Linked DNA regions of Homo sapiens: all the other regions are linked to region 2. A link is an interaction called in ENCODE POLR2A ChIA-PET data of the cell type or tissue named here. Cell type or tissue: CD4-positive, alpha-beta T cell. All regions are shown on one strand. Region 1 overlaps TBC1D5 (TBC1 domain family member 5). Region 2 overlaps OXNAD1 (oxidoreductase NAD binding domain containing 1). Region 3 overlaps RFTN1 (raftlin, lipid raft linker 1).

The links. Peaks named below come from ENCODE experiments on the same cell type or tissue, not always from the same donor. Only the 100,000 strongest peaks of a DNase experiment are listed, where the experiment ranks them.
Region 1: POLR2A ChIA-PET joins it to region 2 with 10 read pairs; 3 of 35 experiments call an interaction of 5 or more read pairs at or near these places.
Region 3: POLR2A ChIA-PET joins it to region 2 with 14 read pairs; 8 of 35 experiments call an interaction of 5 or more read pairs at or near these places.

The regions. Positions count from the first base shown.
Region 1 is chr3:17,225,987-17,228,486 of GRCh38, forward strand. All of the region lies in intron 18 of TBC1D5 (TBC1 domain family member 5), which reads right to left. Among named protein-coding and RNA genes, the nearest start is that of PLCL2-AS1, 170 kb to the left of the region's middle. In CD4-positive, alpha-beta T cell, no CTCF peak of the experiment used is centred here; no DNase peak of the experiment used is centred here.
Region 2 is chr3:16,285,085-16,287,584 of GRCh38, forward strand. It overlaps OXNAD1 (oxidoreductase NAD binding domain containing 1), which reads left to right. Exons shown (of 9, transcript NM_138381.5): 5 at 1,258-1,364. Among named protein-coding and RNA genes, the nearest start is that of OXNAD1, 21 kb to the left of the region's middle. RefSeq lists a silencer at 1,177-1,316. In CD4-positive, alpha-beta T cell, no CTCF peak of the experiment used is centred here; a DNase peak (open chromatin) is centred at 1,257; H3K4me3 peaks cover 1,883 bases; H3K27ac peaks cover 2,278 bases.
Region 3 is chr3:16,481,586-16,484,085 of GRCh38, forward strand. All of the region lies in intron 2 of RFTN1 (raftlin, lipid raft linker 1), which reads right to left. LOC124906219 (a long non-coding RNA gene) reads left to right here. Exons shown (of 3, transcript XR_007095839.1): 3 at 1-2,500. Among named protein-coding and RNA genes, the nearest start is that of RFTN1, 31 kb to the right of the region's middle. RefSeq lists an enhancer at 1,095-1,947. In CD4-positive, alpha-beta T cell, no CTCF peak of the experiment used is centred here; DNase peaks (open chromatin) are centred at 1,306 and 1,856; H3K4me3 peaks cover 290 bases; H3K27ac peaks cover 2,500 bases.

The DNA of each region.
Region 1 (2,500 bases), 940 kb after region 2:
TGTGGATTTTGGTATCCGCAGGGGTCCTGGAACCAATCCCCCACAGATACTGAGGGACAACTGTATTTCCTCTGGAGATACATAGGAAAAGCCCAGGTACCTGGAGTAGTCTTGTCTCAAGACAAAAGGATGCACTCTCAGACTTCTCTGCCTTTTTCGTATCTGGTATGCACAGAATCTGATCACATTTGTATAGCACACTGGGGTAAATGGATGTGGGCTCATCCAGGCTTCCCCTGGACAGCTCCTGAGCTGAGGGGTCAGTATTCTCAGCAAGCTTGTAACCCATAAGCTACATACTGGTTCCAAAGTTCTCTACATACCTTTTTTTTTTTTTTTTGACAGAGAGGAACAGCATGAAACATTTTTGTTGCACGAAAATTTAAAGCCTATTCTTAGGGGCACATTCTAAAATACGCTGCTGTAGGGCCCTGCCCAATTCCCTCTTCAGGTCCAAGGCACTTATTTCCCCCAGCTGCTGGAAATGCTGGCTGTTGATGGCTCCCCTGAGTTCTTCTCTGGAAACTGCCCGCAACTGAAGAGAGCTTCCTTGCCCAAGGTCATGCCCCTTACCTGGGAATTAACTCCAATCCAGTGACTGGTTTGAGTTGACAAGTAAAAGCTGGCCCCCTTGCCTCAAGGTGGACAACTCTAGAGGACTACCCCAGCCCCAGAGGGTTCCAGCAGCAACTGCAAAGCGGTCGGTTTAGCTCTCTCCCTGCCAGTGTTGCTTCTTTCACTCCCCAGGTACTGATCTCAAGGATGCTGCCCAATAAATGTCTTAACCATGAATCTGTCTCACAGTTTGGTCTTCAGAATTTCTGACCCATGACATTTATTTAAAATTATTTTAGATTGTAAGACATTCTTAAATACATTAAATATAGGCTCATTCTTAAGCCATCTAGGGTGTACATGTATTAATGCATGTATGTAGTCTTTCATTCGTGACCAAACATCAGGGAATGAGCCCTATGCAGAGTGATCTTTTGAAATGCCTAAAGAAATTTCTGTTTAGCACTGGGGAGGGAAGTATGAACATAACAGAAGCTCTTAAGAAACTCCCAAAATAGCCATACAGGGAATACAGACTTGTATACACACTAACCTACAACCCTAGGTAGCAAAAGCGAACACTGAAGTACAAACAACAGCACTTTGTGTGCGCAAAAGGGGGAGTGTCCAATCTTGTCTCAGACAATTAAGAGTGTGAGCTAGATCTTAAAACTCAAGAGGAAATGGTCGTGGTGGGTCAGGGAGGGTCCTCTCTAGTGGAGAACACAGTATTTTCAAAGGCATTGTACTAGGAACATCTAGCTTAATCAGGGCCTGATTAAAACCTTTGGTGCTCCCTGCCATCAATATGTAATTGAAAATGATATCAATATCAAAGTAAAAGGAAAGATTAAGTTCAACAGAGTGCTTTCTAAAAAATTTGATGATTATTTCAATGTTTTTTTGGGGGAGGATCAATTATCAAATTTTTTCTAAAGTTGAAGGTGCCCCATTATACACCATGGAATTCTATACAACCATACAAAAGAACATCATGTTCTTTGTAGGAACATAGATGGAGCTGGGGGCCATTATCTTTAGCAAACTAACACAGGAACAGAAAACTAAATACCACATGTTCTCACTTATAAGTGAGAGCTAATGATGAGAACACGTGGACACAAAGAGGAGAACAACAGACACTGGGGCTTACTTGAATGTGGAGGGTGGGAGGAGGGAGAGAATAAAAAAAAACTATTAGGTACTAGGCTTAGTACCTGGGTGATGAAATAATCTGTTTAGCAAACCCCCATGCCACACGTTTACCTATATAACAAGCCTGCACATGTACCACTGAACCTAAAATAAAAGTTTTTTTTTTTTTTTTTAAGAAAAAAACTAAGTTGCTGGTACCCTAAACATGAGCTTAGTTTCCCTCTTGATCATCCAGTCTTGGGGAGTGGAGGATAGTGGGAAGATGAGGCCAGATCAAGGGTCTGACAGATCAAGAAGAGCTCCTTATTCTCATGTTAAGGGGTCTGGCCTTTATTTCATTGGTGGTTGATGGCAGTTACTACAGATTTTAGGCCAGAAAATTGAGTGAGGATTATAAGGGCTTGGTTGAGTGGACCATCTGTTGCGTTGGTCCAGGCAAGAGATTATGGCCTTCAACTGAGGCTGTGGTGGTAGATTTGAGAGATGTTTACAGGGTAGAATTCCCCAAGCCACTATCTGGTGGGTCAGACACAGCTAGGATTGAGTCTGAACTGGGTTGATACCTAGTTGTACGGCCTTGAACAAGTCACTGACCCTCCACTGGCCATAGTTCTCATCTACAAGTGGCTGTGTGTCCTAAATGATAATGTAAAGGGTTTAGTGTGGTGTCTAGCATATGCTCTCCGTAGACATAAACCATGTCTAGTGGAAGGCATAGAGATGGCTCCCAAATCTAGAGCACATAGTTTAAAATGCAGTACTCTGGATTGTGGATTCACAGGTTCTCTCT
Region 2 (2,500 bases):
GAGCAAGAGAGGGTTGACAAAAATATGGAGAAAGAAAGGTTAGGTATTTTGCAGGAGGGAGAGAAAGGTAGATAATACTAGAAGATACTTTGAGGTGGTGAGAGAGACCACCATCCATCATGAGAATTATCCAGTGGATTTTTGAAAATGGTCTCCACTAATAGTTTGATGAGATTTAGTAGTCCTATTGGAGTAGAGGGCCTGCATGAGCTAGCATTAGGATGGGACGTTCATTGACCTTGACAGATTTCCAAAGCACCCTTTGGTGGAGCTGTGAAGGTCACACTTTCCAAGGAGAGGGCTATATTTTGGTTAGTTGCTGATTTGCTGCCACAAGTAAAGATGAACAGACATAGAAGGTTGAGGAAGGAAAGAGTCATGTTGTCTTTTTTCTTTGCTTGTGAAGATGTCCCAGGCTTACAGGACAAAGAAACACAAAGCAGATGAAAGAATAAAGGAAATAGATACCTTTTGAATTTGAGGGGTGTTGAGCCATGAATGGCACATACCTGCATAGCTCCCGAGTCAAACCTATTCAAGGCTTTCCAGAAATCAGATACATCATGTAAAAATAGTGCTTCTCAAATTATCTGTAGGGAAGGGCTCTTTTTATTGTTAAGATTGTGATCTGTTTCCATTTTATAAAATATCGTGTGATAAAAAATGAATTTGAAAATTAATTAAAAACAAAGACATGAAGAATGCAAACCCATTTTGTTTTCTGTTACTAGACTCAATAGGCACAAGATTGTTCTGTGAAATTGTTAAAAGTTTCTAAGTGCCTGCTTTTGATTTCTGAAATTAGCTCTTTGTGGGCTCCTTACACCCCCAGAAGCAAGAGTGGGCCTCACTTTGCCCAGTGCTGATGGAGAATTTAACGGCAGCTCCTTGATAAGACCCTGGCTTGTTTACAGAGTTCCAATTCCCTGAGCTCTTCCCAGAGTGCCTAGCCCAGTGCACAGCACATTGTGGATACTCATCAGATAAATGCCGGTTAAAAGATCCCTTGAATAGATGATTTTTGAATGTAGGATAAAATTAAATTAGTATGATAGCAAGTCTCTCAAAAAAAAGTTAATTAAAATGTATTCACATGGTGGTAGGCTGAACTAAAGCAAAGTGTGTTTTACCTTGTTTGGCAATTTTCAAAAACCACATCTTTGTAGGTTTCAAAAACCTTAGTTCTCAGGATGCCACCATTTGTCCCTTGTGCTGTGTACGCACTAACCTCAGCCACAGTTCATCTTTTGGTTTTAGATTGTGTCAGCAGCTAAGGTGTGTGGAGCTGCCAGTGAGTCACCGTCAGTGAAGAGCCTCCGCTTGCTTGTTGCTGATCAAGACTTTTCCTTTAAAGCTGGCCAGTGGTAAGTGACTTTTCTGTGTTCCATGTATGTATGTTCAAGAAGGTGCCATCAGATAGAAGGTATTATTTTTTCTCCTGGAAAAGGCTAGCCATTCCCTTGAGGAAGAGGAATTCTAAATCATATCTGCTCAGGGTGAGCCTTTGTTGGCACAGAGGATCTGATTCCTTTTCTGGCCTCAGAGCCCACTTGGGTTTTGAGCCCGTGGCTCCCTCAGTCGTATATGAAAATTGCTGTCTTGTGTTTTCCACATTCAAACAAAGCTAGTTCTGGCCCATGGAACTGACAGCTCTGATAATTAGACTCTTCAGGAATGGTTGCTAACAGAATGCACTTCAGTAATCTAATCTCCTTGAGTTACGTGTTGCAGGAGATTCATAGGTTTTTTAAAAGTAGTCTTCTTCGTGTCCAATGCAGAGTAAACAAAGTATCCTGAAGAGAAGAGGAACTAGTGATGTCATCACAGGGCTCACTACCCTCTTGACTGAATTTGTCTATCATATGTACCTTATTTGGGTTGAATTTAAATACTTTGCCTAATTTGTTATCAGGATTCCCCAGTCAGGCCCAGCTCCCCAGAACCCCCACACAAATCATAAGTCTGTCCCATTTGACTCGGGACTGATCAGCATGCTGACTGGGTAACATTTCCTCCGAATGGGGCCTCCCTGAGCTTCAATTCAAGTTCAATTGTAAGGAAAGCAACTTGAATTTCCCTAGGAAAGGTGTGTTTGGGTGTGTGTGTCCTTTATTTTAATAAAGCATTCATTTCTAAATGGATTTCTGGCATGTCAGTCTTGATAGTGTTTCTTAGGAGTCACTTGACTAATTTTGGCAGTCCATCTGGAAATGTGGTTTTGTTAGAAGGAGGATGTGTGATAATAGCAAGTGTGATAATAGCAAGAGTTAGCAGTCTTGTGTGTTAATAGTTTGCCTTTGAATTTAGAACTAGAAAACAAGATGCTGATTGCAATAATTTGGGTTTGTGAAGCAATTTACTGCAATCTTTGCACATGTTCGATGATACACATTAAATGCATTTTGCCTGTTTTAGGGGGCGGGCAACATATTTACCCTTCAAAAATGGTTTAGCAGTCATTATATTGAAAAGTGGAAACTTTAATTGTAATGATCTGTTT
Region 3 (2,500 bases), 200 kb after region 2:
CATCCAACAATTGCTTTTGCCTAAACTGAAATTAAATAAATAGACACACACACACTCTCCATAAAAACTCTGCTACACAATTTATTAATGAACAGTGAAAAGAAACAGAAGCCAAAAGTGGGTCAGGAGAAACTGTTTAATCTAATAGTCTGGAAATTATATTGGAAGAAACAGATGGTTTCACAGAAGTCAATGTTACCTAGAGGAGCAAGGAGCGATTTTCTAGGAAAGAAAAATGTTTCCCTACCCTACCGCATATACTATTTTCAGCAAAGGAGGAGTCTATATTCAGCACAGGAAAAGTCCCGATATTGGCACACTTACAAAACTGGGACTAAGTGGCAGCCATCCACACATACTCAAGCTCAGACTTGGCCTTCTGAATCTGAGCTGGAGGTCAAACCTAGCCCTATTTTAAAGCTGGGAACAACAGAAGCCAGCACTACGCTCCAGTGGGTTATTGACCAACACTCATGTTCTTGATACCTAAGGAAAGTGGTCACCAACAGGTCATGGGCAGCATGACCCTTAATGTGGCTCCGGACCCTCAGAGACTCTGTGGGTCCCAGGCAGCAGCAAGACACACAGGGCACATGGAGTCGGAAGACCTCAGTGCAAGCTGCGGCTCTGTAAGACAAGACCACCCTATTTGTCAGGCTCCCTATTTGTCAAGCAGAACAAAAAACATCTCTAGACTTGTAAGGATGAATTGAGCTAAAGTATATCAAGCTGCATTGCAAACAACACAGCATAAGACAATGCTCAACCACTCAGTCTATTCTCATCCCCACCATCTATGATTCACCAAAACATGCAGCCAAATTCTCCCTAGAGTAGGGCTCAATCAAAAAGAGAACATCAAAGCTGGGGTCCTTGAATGACCGATCACAGCCAACCAAATCTCAAAGCCATACCCGAGGGACCTTTGGTATTGTCCACAATCCTTAAGAGTAAAGAATTGAAGAAGGCAAGTCTGAGTTCTGATTCTAGCTCATCACACATTCGTTGCAGAACCACGGGCACATTAGGTAACCTCACTGAGCCTTGTTTCCTCATTTGTAAAATCAAGATCTCTATAAGGATTAATTGACACTGAGCACCATGCATGCCACATTAGCTGTTATTACTGTTGCTACTGTTAACAATGATTATATCAATACCAGCAGCATCCAAGTCCACTGCTCCATCACAATACATCAGCTGCAGGGATCCCCAGAGAGGCCAGGGAGGGCGCAGGGGCAGAACAGCCTTTCTGCCATGAAGATGAAGGACTGTACGAGGAGGAGCCTCCCACCGGGGTGAGCTTAAATTTGCGGAAATATAGAAAGTCCCGCCCCACCCAACTCTGACCCTGGGGCCTCTTGCAGCAGTATCAAGGGCTGCTTAGAGCCTCCCTTCTAGCCATCCACCTTCCCTCCTCCAGGGCTTCTGACATTTTGCTCCAAGGTTTGTTTGTTTTTACTTAGAAAAAATGCCATCAACGTCAGTGACTGTATGCTCAGTTCTGCTGAAGAGCTGCAAATGTTATAGATGGATTTGTTATGTTCTAAAACTGCAGGTATCATATTTACAGAGAGGTAATAAATACCTCATTAAGGAAAGGCAAAACAAACACTTCAGAGTACTTGAGGCTCTATCTAAAGGAACCCCATGGTGAAACCCACTTTAAACCAAGAATCCTCCTGTAATGCAAATAAGTACTCATCCCCTCCAATTCTCTTCCTTCCTTTCCCTAGTTTACGATGTTGGGCTCCCCTGTAAAGCACCCCCCTCCCTCCCAGAACCTGCAGGCACCAGCAGCCAGGTATCCATCTTAGCCAGCTCCCTGAGACATCACAGACTTAAGCTGAGTCTGTTGACACCTGTTCTGTAGTGTCAACTGTAGGTGGGGTGGGGACACAGAACCAAACCACAACACCAAGACTGACTTAATGGGTCTGGTGTGCAGCTGGGCATGGGAACTTTTTAAACAAACTTTGAGAATCATTGTGTCACCTTGTATCCTTATTTTTATTCCTCTGGCCTGTCCTCCCAAATATATTCCAAGTCACCTAAAGAAAGTAAGTTATGATTTGGTCATAATACATAGGTAGGTAAGTAAACATTTGTTGAATTTATTTTATACTCAAAAGATCACACTAGTATAATTTTTTTCTGCCATCTCCACTCAAATTAAAAAAAAAAAAATTGTACTCCACATGATCTTTTAAGGTTCTCCAAGTGTGGTCCCCAGACCAGCAGCATCAGCATTGCCTGGGAACTTATTACAAAAGCAGATTCTCAGGCCTTGCCCTAGACTTACTAAATCAGAAACTTTGAGGATGGGGCCCAGGACTCTGCATTTTGACAAGCCCTCCAGGCTATTCTGATTCACTCTCAAGGTTGGGAACCACTCCTTTAAGCTAATGATTAGTTTTAAAGGCTTTTCTGGAGATTGACATTATTTTAGATGAGGCCATGGAACTGGCCTATCATCTCCCTTCACGAAATCAGAAAGGCT